Regions from separate parts of the Homo sapiens genome. Here region 1 is linked to region 2. Evidence: read pairs that join two places in POLR2A ChIA-PET (ENCODE). Cell type or tissue: endothelial cell of umbilical vein. All regions are shown on one strand. Each heading gives the region's core, and the rest is flanking DNA. Links, peaks and the distances in the headings are about the cores only. Region 1 overlaps SELENOI (selenoprotein I). Region 2 overlaps HADHA (hydroxyacyl-CoA dehydrogenase trifunctional multienzyme complex subunit alpha).

What was found. Peaks named below come from ENCODE experiments on the same cell type or tissue, not always from the same donor. Only the 100,000 strongest peaks of a DNase experiment are listed, where the experiment ranks them.
Region 1: POLR2A ChIA-PET joins it to region 2 with 5 read pairs; 2 of 35 experiments call an interaction of 5 or more read pairs at or near these places.

Annotation. Positions count from the first base shown.
Region 1 is chr2:26,384,393-26,389,778 of GRCh38, reverse strand. SELENOI (selenoprotein I) reads right to left here. Exons shown (of 10, transcript NM_033505.4): 8 at 4,640-4,820; 9 at 3,243-3,425; 10 at 1-774. The coding sequence ends at 676. Among named protein-coding and RNA genes, the nearest start is that of DRC1, 15 kb to the left of the region's middle. In endothelial cell of umbilical vein, for the core only: no CTCF peak of the experiment used is centred there; no DNase peak of the experiment used is centred there.
Region 2 is chr2:26,227,314-26,232,699 of GRCh38, reverse strand. HADHA (hydroxyacyl-CoA dehydrogenase trifunctional multienzyme complex subunit alpha) reads left to right here. Exons shown (of 20, transcript NM_000182.5): 6 at 421-540; 7 at 2,406-2,508. Among named protein-coding and RNA genes, the nearest start is that of HADHA, 15 kb to the left of the region's middle. In endothelial cell of umbilical vein, for the core only: no CTCF peak of the experiment used is centred there; a DNase peak (open chromatin) is centred at 2,899.

The sequences.
Region 1 (5,386 bases), core at 69-5,068, 160 kb before region 2:
CGATAATTACAACCCATTCTCAAATTCTCAACTGATTATTTCTCTTTAGGAGAAAATTAAACCATCTATCAAGATCTGTTCCATAATAAAGAGAGCTAGAATATTAGCTAAATGTATTAGCTCTCTTATCATTTGAGAACAAAAGCCATTTTCAGGGGAAAGAGAAACCAGTATTTGGCAACTGTCTGTTGTTTGGTAATCATTGGCATCTCTTGGTGAAGGTGACTTATTTTTATCCTTTCCCTATACTAGGTTTGGACTACTGCTACTCCCGCTATTACAAAGTTCCAAATATGAAAACACACTGTGGTTTTCTGAGTGTTATCAGTGTTCTGAAACCAATTTTGGTACTTAAAAAATAAAAACAAAGCATCTTTAACCCTGCATGAATCACAACATTGTAAACTCACGAAGTTAGAACCATTAGGAACATTTTGCTGGTCTAACGTACATTCTGCTCAACCAAAATGTCACATAGTTTTATAAAAAATAAAATAGGCTTAGAGTTAGTAGGTCCAAAATTTCCCAAGTTCAGATTATATGTATCATTCCTGCTGTCCAAGTACCATACTGAGATCCCACGTCTGTCAAGCAGATCAGTCTAGTTCAATGGTGATGGAGGAAATATTTACAAGCATTTATTTACAGTACTTCTTTGTGCCCAAAGAAAGATTATTACAGGCCAATATTCTTTTCTTCCATTCCTAGTCAATCTGAGTTTGGTTTCCTCAATGAGAAGGGGTAAATCTGAAAATGGCTGCTCAGCTGCTTTACCTATGAAAAATCAGAACATGAGACAGTGACAAATATGTACCTTATTGTTTTTTAAAAGCACACAGAATTTACCCCCTAGAGATAACAATTTATTGACACGGCAAAAATCATGAGAAATACTGAAAAGGTTTTTCTGGATTAGGATAGCTATAGAACTAGACAGCTAAATGGAAGTACTAGAACTAACATGGGAAAGTTAGGACTTAGAACTAAAATCTAGTCTTGAGAACCCTCCAGAGCACTCAAATTCACATCCAAATCTGAAAAACTATAGGATTAGTTGACCTGTAGCATCTAGATCAAGTAATCATATTTATAGTTAGACTCTATATTCAGCTTGCTAAACATTTCTAAGTAATCATTCCTAATCCCGATGAAATAGTACAAAACTAGATCTATGAATTTGGAGAGGCCTTATTAGTTAGGGTATCTCTAGTGGGAAGGCAAGAGCTTAGTTATAGGTCAGCGAGTGCATGTCATTTACTTGATACTTATTATTTACATTTCAGCAGTTCAAGTGAATGTTTTGTGTGGCCTAGCAAGTTTTAACTTCTGGCCAGAAGTTGTAGATGTGGTAAAAGAACACAAAGACAGATAAAAAAGATGATCCTAAATTGTTTTCCAGTTAGCGTGTTATTTATTTTCCAGGTTTTTAACAATGAAAATGTAGTACCTTTATCATTTAAAGAAAAGTATATTTTGGTTTGGTTTGGTATGTATGTAGCTTTCTAAAGATATGCTTCTAAAAGGCTATAGTAAATGAAAACAATTAAAAAAGACACTGGCAAATGGATATTCTATGCCATGCATATATTGATGAAATATCAGGATAAAGGCCGAAGAGTATTGATATAAGGTATATAAGGTTACATTTGTACAAATAAAAACAAAAATAATTATGTCTTATATCACAATTCATCACAGCTTTTTTCTCCTTAACAATTGTATCTAGTTTGTTCTAACAAATGAGGGCAACTTTGTAGAGAAACACTAAGGGAAGAAAGCCCAAGTTTAGCAACATATGCAAGGTATAAAGTTGTTATCAAGCATGATAGCTGCCTCTCCCACTTAAAAACTGTGTGTGAAAATACAGAAGATATTTTGTTTCTCAAACGGATTAACAGCAGGGTTCCTTTCAAACAAGCATACCAAATAGAAGTGTTTTAAGAGTCATAAAAATGTGAATACCCTGTCACAACCCCATTCCTATGAAATTATCCTCGGAAAATAAAACAAATGAAACAAAAATATTCGAGATTGTTTATGCCAACATTTTTTTTCTTTCTTTTTCTTTTTTTTTTTTTTTTTTGAGACAGGGTCTCACTTTGTCACTCAGGCTGGAGCACAGTGGCACCATCTCAGCTCACTGTAGCCCCGACCTCCTGGGCTCCAGCGATCCTCCCACCTCAGCCCTCCAAGTAGCTAGGACTACAGGCCTGTACCACCACATCTGGCTAATTTTTTTTTTGTATTTTTTGTAGAGACAGGGTTTCACACTGTTACCCAGGGTGGTCTCGAACTCCTGAGCTAAAGCGATCCACCCGCCTCAGCCTCTCAAAGGGCTAGGATTACAGGCATGAGCCACCACACCCAGCCTAGGGCAATATTTATAATGGTGAAAATCTGGAAACAACCTAAATGATTAAAATAACTGTACTGTGCAAGGTCATTATTAAGTAATCTCCTTGGTGGAATATTGCACAGCCTATGTTAAAAATGTAAAATAATTAGAAAAGAATGTTAAAGTGAAAGAAAAACCACATGGTTCCATTTGATTTCATTATATCTATATTCGTCCATTCTCCTAAAATTAGTTTATTTTAGAAGAAAATATCAAGTTTACAAAACATTTCTCAAAATCCCTTTTCTTCTATATTTCCCCTTATTTATCAATTTTGCTGATGAGGGCTCGAGAATAACATAAATGAAGTAAAACCTCAAATAATGCCAAAGTCTTCCTTCAGTCAGAAATTCTAATCTCCCTCACCACAACTGCTTAGCAAACTGGGCAGTGGGAGGGAAAAAGCACTACACAACCAATTACATTTCTTTCCAAATTTTGTTAATGAACAATAAAAATGCCCCTAAAGCTAAAGAAGCAAGTGAAGAAATAGATAATTAACAAATGTGATTATCTGATCCCATATAACTAAAGGCTCAGTTTACAATTCTACTCACCAAGAAGATGGCTTATACATACCCACTTACAGTAATAACTAATTCCTCACAATAATTATCCAGCTTTAAAATCATTTGTTATTACAGTAACATACTCATTAGAGAAACAATATCTGAAATTAAACATCTGGATATTATCCAAAATTTAGAGAATATCCCAAAACCCTTACAGCTACTATAATAAGCAACTTTCTTTTTAAAATTTTCCATTGCCTCCTTTCTACTCGGAGGCATTTATTGGTGCCATTTATAAGCCCCAAATTGAACCCATTTTGCTGTAGATTACTCACCACTCGTACTCCATAATGGATGTGGGCCAGAGTAAAAGCAGTTGTTAATGTATACAGGAGAATGCTCTCAACGTAAGAGGCTACTCCTAGGTTTACCACTAAGACAACCAAGAAGAGAGGAACCAGCAACCAATTCAAAGTTGGACACCGGGTACTACTCATTTGGCAAACAATCAGCTGACACTGGACGTCAATTTAAAAAAATAAGAGAGAAAAAAAGAAAAATTTCATTAGCAAAGCACTTCCAAAACTAGTCTTTCCAACATTTGAAAAGCATTCAAGTACCTGAACCAACACACTTACATTATCTAAGTTCAGAAGTTCTCAATGCTTAGGGGCCCAACTGGACCCCTGGCCCTGCCCAAAAACCCATGTAACCTCAGAGTGTGTGTCAGAAGAGGCTGGAAGATAACTGAATAAGGATGCTATAGAAGGCATTCTCCCACTGGGCAACAGTTTGAATAAAAGAAATTTCTCTCAATTTTAAGATTCTACGATATGTTAAAAAAAAAAATCAAAATAGCCTCCCACACCCCCACACAATTAAGTTTCTTTATGGCAATGATGAAGAAGTGCTATCTCCAATTCAGTCCCATTGCCATAATTAGTATCTCAAAACCTCTTTGGCTCCTTTATTTTTGAAGACCTTACTTGAATATAATTTAATTCTTTCAGAGACACTTTTTATACAATGCATTAGTGTTTTTAGATATTTAAACCCTATAAAATCAGCAAGACTTGAGATATTACACACGTTACAAACATGGAAACATAAGATGAGTAGCTAAGTTACAAAATAAAAACTTCTAAGGACCCAGCCTGAGCTAGAACACAGACCTTCTGGCTTTCAGGACTATCAGAGTCTTTTCTCAACTCCTGATCTCTGCTTCCTGTCTGCTCTCTTGCACAGTCCAGCATGGAAAGGAATTTATAAGAATATGTTCTATTTATTACAAAGTTTTAAATTCCACGTTCTTAATCTTAAAATCAGCTGATTTTTAAAGTGTGTGTTTTCTCTTTCTCAAAAATCTCTTCCAAGCTTCCTAGAATAATCATTTAAGTCTGCAGCTATTTTAGCCATACTGGTAATATATTTAGAGTCTAAAGGGAATCTATAAATTTTTTCCATGAATTCTTCAGCGGGCAACCAAAATAAAAAATTTAAGTGTGCCATAGTTCCAAAATACTACTGTAGTCTCCAATCCTATTGGTTTCAAAGGGCAAAATAAAATAATTTTCAGCATTTCAGTCTTTGAGGTTACTATTCTTTCAAATTTCTGAAATAAAAATCTTTAAGTTAAAATCTGTTTATTCTAATATTAAAGATTTTTCAAATTATCAAATTCTGTCATACAATCCTAATATATATTATGATTTTTAAAAGAAAAAAATCTTACTGTACTGTTGGCAAAAGCTGTTCCAACCATAAAGTAGAATACTCTAGGATGTAGCTCTAAAATATCTGAAGGTGACCAAAGGATCCACGCTGTAGACAAAATGAACAGCAAGCATGGAGAAAATAAGGGAACCATAGCTTCATAGACTGAATTGAGTTTCAAGGTGTTATTTTTATAGCTTCTGGAAAAAAAAATCAAGTAATATAAAGAACATTATTACATATAAATTGTACAGTACTTGTACTGTAGTTTATAGTTTCCTTATTTATACACTTATTTTATACTCACAATAATCTTGTGGCATAGACAGAACCAACATCATTAATCCCATTTTACAGACAGGCTAAGTGAGGATAAGAGAATTTAAATTTACAAAACTTGGTACCAAGTGGCAGGGCCAGGATTAGGACTGAAATCTTCTGACCTCTAATCCCATTTTTTTCTCTTTAAACCAAACTATCAACTGCTGTGCTAAGAATATAAAGATGAATAAAATCTGGACTTTGTTCTATGAGATATTCTAATGGGGTAAATAAGATGAACATAAAATACTAGAAGAGTACCTCAAAGTGCGGCTTTGACACAAAGTGATAGAGAACTTAGAGTAAGACAGCTCACAATGAAAGACTCTGAGGTGCGACTGGCATACCACATCTCAGTGTCTCTAAGCACACAGGAGGTTATACAATACACGCCTGCTCAGCTGAACAGAGCTCCAAATTCCAGTCCTGCTTCCGCCATTGATCA
Region 2 (5,386 bases), core at 85-5,084:
ATTTGATTAACCAGAATATGGAGGGAAAAACAATTCCGCATATGGTATGGTGTGAGCAAAGGCAAAAGCAAAGCCAACTAGGACACTGTAAGTAGACGTGCTTGATTGGAGAGTCCGGGGCTTTTTAACCTGGGGTCCATATAAAATTGTGTGTGCATTTTTCTCTTGAGAGCTTCTCTAGCTTTCAGTAGATTTTTTAGGAGATCTACGGCCCAAAAAGAGGTTAGTAAATTAGAGGAAAAGTATGAAAAAAAGGCTAAAAAGGTAAATTCTAGAAATTATTAAATGCCAGCCTAAGGAATTTCAGTTTATTCTGTGAGCACATTCCTGCTTTATAAATAATCTTTAGACCCTTATCCATCTCAAGTTGCTACTAAGTTACATTTTCTAACATTCTAATTTTCTTTCATTTGTTCAAAGGTTGCCATTTCATGCCAATACAGAATAGCAACAAAAGACAGAAAAACAGTATTAGGTACCCCTGAAGTTTTGCTGGGGGCCTTACCAGGAGCAGGAGGCACACAAAGGCTGCCCAAAATGGTGAGTCTAACATCCCCTTTGTGAAGCTATATGCCCTCTTTAGATCTGTTTTCTTGTATAAAATGCATAATATGGGCATTCATTGTAGAATTAAAAAACCAAATAAAATATGAGTGTACAGGATCAGTGACAGACTTTATTCCTGGTACTTATTTTTTCAATTCCACAGATTTTTTTTTTTTTTTTTTTTTGAGACAAAATCTTGCTCTGTAGCCCAGGCTAGAGTGCAGTGGTGTGATCTCAGCTCACTGCAACCTTCTCCTCCCAGGTTCAAGCGATTCTCCTGCCTCAGCCTCCCCAGTAGCTGGAATTACAGGCGTGCACCACTGCACCCAGCTAATTTTTTATATTTTTTAGTAGAGATGGAGTTTCGCCATGTTGGCCAGGCTGGTCTTGAACTCCCGACCTCAGGTAATCCTCCCGCCTCAGCCTCCCAAAGTGCTAGGACTACAGGCATGAACCACCATGCCTGGCCTAATTCCACAGAATTATTGATCAAGGTCCTTTGTTAGTCTCTGAGGAAGGATAAAGATAACTAAGATGCATGTCTTGCATTTCTGGAGCTTATGGTTTAATTGGTTCCTTTTCCACATAATACCATCTTAACAGTTTTTCAAAACCATGAGTCATATTAATATTTCATTACAAATATAAGAGGCAGACCTTTTCCCTCATTGTCTGATTTGGATGTTCTCACTGCTGTGTTGTATGGAACCAAAAGAGGCTCAGCAGGCTTTGAATTCCAAGGAGAAGGGAAGGACAGTCAGACCTGGATGCTGCAGAGCAATCTTAATGTCAACTCAAGGGCCCACTGAACCTTATAGCTTCTGGCACTGTAGATTCCTCAGTGAAAACAAGGCTCAACAGAAATACTCTTTGCAGGGAAGTTGATCTCAATTGAGCACAAAAGAAAACAAGGTTTATGGTGTTAATTTTCTAATAATAATAATGTGCTTTCCTTCATAGGAATGTCATAAGGATTTATTGAAAGAATGAATATGCATATATGTGTATCAAAAATATTTGCTGAGTTTCTTTCTTTCTTCTTTTTTTTTTCTTAAACTATAGCTGGTATTTGAATGTTGCTAGAAGCCTTTCTTCTAGTATGCCATATAAGCAGCCCTAGCTGAGTTCTATTTTTGTTAAGCTTAAAATTCTTTTTAAAGACTTTGTCAAAACTATCAGGTTTCTCACAGTCTTCTCTAGTTTCAATATGAGAATTTTATTTTATTTTATTTTTGGGACAGAGTCACTTTTGTTGTTCAGGCTGGAGTACAGTGGCATGATCTCGGCTCACTGCAACCTCTGCCTCCGGATTCAAGCAATTCTTGTGCCTCAGCCTCCCAAGTAGCTGGAATGACAGGTGTGCCCCACCATGCCCAGCTAATTTTTTGTATTTTTAGTAAAGACAGGGTTTCACCATGTCGGGCCAGGCTGGTCTCAAACTCCTAACCTCAGGTGACCCGCCTGCCTTGGCCTCCCAAAGTGCTGGAATTACAGGTGTGAGCCACCGTGCCTGGCCAGAATTTTACATATTATATATATGATAGAAAAAAACCCCTCAGAATAACAGAAATGTACAATTTTAGGAAACATGAAATTCTTTACCTTATTAGTATAAGAATCCTATATATTGAATTAAGAGATAAAGACATTTTTGCTTCAGCTAGAGGTATCTAATCCCCAAAGTTACCCAAGTGTATATCAGTATATTAAATATAACTTATCTATGCTGTTGACAAATAGCATAAACATATGGCTTGACTTTTCTCATTTTAATATTTGTTCATTTGATGATTTGTAAACTATATAATTATCACCCTGATTTTTTTCCCCCTATATTCTCATCCTTGCTTGCCTGTTAGGTGGGTGTGCCTGCTGCTTTGGACATGATGCTGACTGGTAGAAGCATTCGTGCAGACAGGGCAAAGAAAATGGGACTGGTTGACCAACTGGTGGAACCCCTGGGTAAGTGTTAGCACATCTCAGAGTCAGACCTTATAAAGTTACTTATTTTCTTAAAGAGTTAACCTCTTAGGCCAGGCACGGTGGCTCACACCTGTAATCCCAGCACTTTGGGAGGCTGAGGCGGGAAGATCACTTGAGGTCAGGAGTTTGAGACCAGCCTTGCCAACATGGCGAAACCCTGTCTCCACTAAAAATGATTAGCCGGGTGTGGTGGTGCAAACCTGTAGTTCCAGCTACTTGGGAGGCTGAGGCAGGAGGATCGCTTGAACCTGGCGGGGCTGAGGTTGCAGTGAGCCAAGATCATGCCATTGTGCTCCAGCCTGGGCAACAGAGCCAGACTCCCATCTCAAAAGAAAAAACAGTTAACCTCTTGAATATCACAGGAAGCACAGAGAGAAGCTCAAACTCTTAAGAAATGAGTCATTATTCTAAGGAAGGAAGTTTTATAAAATAGCTAATACTAAATCATTTTCAACATCACCCTGATTTTTATTTTGCTTTATAATTAGAACATTAGGAGTACAGAATTCAGTCAAGTCATTATTTTTGGTTCTTAAATTACCTGTATCATTATCCATGCATAACCTTCCTTCAGTTTCTTGTGTCTGTTTTAGTAATATAATAAATGAAACAACCAACCTGAGAATATTAACAATAATTGATATCTACTGATGGGCTACTTCCTCCCATTCAGTTTCTTTGCCTCCCTTTATCCAAAGAAGCCACTATTCTGACTTGTGTGTTCATTACCCTCTTATATTTATTGAAAATCAGCATTATTGAGATATTACTTACATAATAGTAAATGTATTAATTTTGTGTGTGTGTGTGTGTGTGTGTGTGCGCGCGCACACATGTTGGGGTCTCACTCTGTTGCTCAGACTGGAATATGGTGGTGTGAATATAGCTTGTTGCAACCTCAACTTTTTGGGCTCAAATGATCTTCCCACTTGTGCCCCCCGAGTAGCTGAGACCACAGGCATACGCTGCTACACCAGCTAATTTTTTATTTTTTGTAGAAACGAGATCTCACTCTGTTTTCCAGGCTAGTCTCAAACTCCGGGCTCAAGTAATCCTCCTCCCTCAGCCACCCAAAGTGCCGAGATTTACAGGTGTGAGCCACTGTGTCTGGTGAAATTGACCAACTTTTAATGTATAATTTGAGTTTTGAAAATGTATATAGCTGTGTAAACACTGCCACAATCCAAAAATAGCCGTGCATGGTGGCTCACACCTGTAATCATAGCATTTTGGGAGGCTGAGGTGGGAGAATTGCTTGAGGCCTGGAATTCAAGACCAGCCTGGACAACAGAGCAAGATCCTATCTCTTAAAAAAGAATTTTTTTTTTTCAATTAGCTGGGTATCATAGTGTATACCTGTAGTCCCAGCTAGTCAGGAGGCTGAGACAGGAATATTGTTTGAGCCCAGAAGTTCAAGGCTGTAGTGAGCTATGATCACACCACTGCACTCCAGCCTGAGCAACAGAGTGAGATGCCATCTTTTAAACAAAAATTTTTAAACATTTCTGGTATGTAGTTTGTTTTAATCTTCGTTCACTTAGCATAATGCTTTTGAGATGCATCCATACTGTTGCATATATCAGCAGTTTGTCCTTATTGCTGAGTGTTACTCCATTGTAGAAATGTACCATAGTTTGTTTATCCGTTCACCAAATGATGAGCATTTGAGTTGTTTCTAATTTAGGGCTATTCTGAATAAAGCTGCTATGAACATTCATCTTTAAGTCTTTATGTGGGCGTGACTGGGCGTGGTGGCTCAAGCCTCTAATCCCAGCACTTTGGGAGGCTGAGGCAGGCTGATCACCTGAGGTCAGGAATTCAACACCAGCCTGACCAACATGGCGAAACCCCATCTCTACTAAAAATACAAAAATTAGCTGGGTGTAGTGGTGTGCACCTGTGGTCCCAGCTACTTGGGAGGCTAAGGTAGGAGAATCACTTGAACCCAGGAGGTGGAGGTTGCCGTGAGCCAAGATTGTGCCACTGCACTCCAGCCTGGGTGACAGAGCGAGACTCTGTCTCAAAAAAAAAAAAAGTCTTTATGTGGACAAATGTTTCATTTCTGTTGGGTAAGTACTGAAGAGTGGATTGGCTAGTCCATATAACAGATATATATTAGCTTTTGAAAAAAAAAGTTTGGCCTGAGCAACATAGCAAGACTCTGTCTCAACAAAATAAAAAGTTTTAACTAGTTGGGTGTGGTGGCACATGCCTGTAGTCCTGGCTACTAGGGAGGCTGAGGCAGGAGGATTGCTTGAACCCAGGAGTTTGAAGTCACATGGAGCTATGATCAGGCCACTGCACTCCAGCCTGGGTGAGAGAGGGAGACCTTATCTCTGGGAAGAAAAAAAAAAAATTTAGAGATGAGACTTTGAGTCTTGCTCTGTCACCCAGGCTGGCCTCAGACTCCTGGGCTCAAGCAGTCTTCCTGCCTCAGCCTCCCAAGAAGCCGGGATTACGAGGCATATGCCACTAGTATTTGCTAGGTATGTGTTTGCTTTTCTGTCAGACTGTTTTCCCAAAGTGGTTATACTCTTTTGCATTCCCACCAGCAGTGTATGAGAGTTCTAGGTACCAACCACTTTGCATGGTCAATCTTTTTAATTTTAGACATTCTAACAGGAATGTAGTAACAGTTCTTTTTTCTTTTTTTTTTTTTGAGACAAAGTCTCGCTCTGTTGCCCAGGCTGGAGTGCAGTGGAACAATTTTGGCTCACTGCAACCTCTGCCTGCCAGGTTCAAGCGATTCTCCTGCCTCAGCGTCCCAAGTAGCTGGGACTACAGGCGCCCACCACCATGTCCAACTAATTTTTGTATTTTTAGTAGAGATCGGGTTTTACCATGTTGTCAGGGCTGG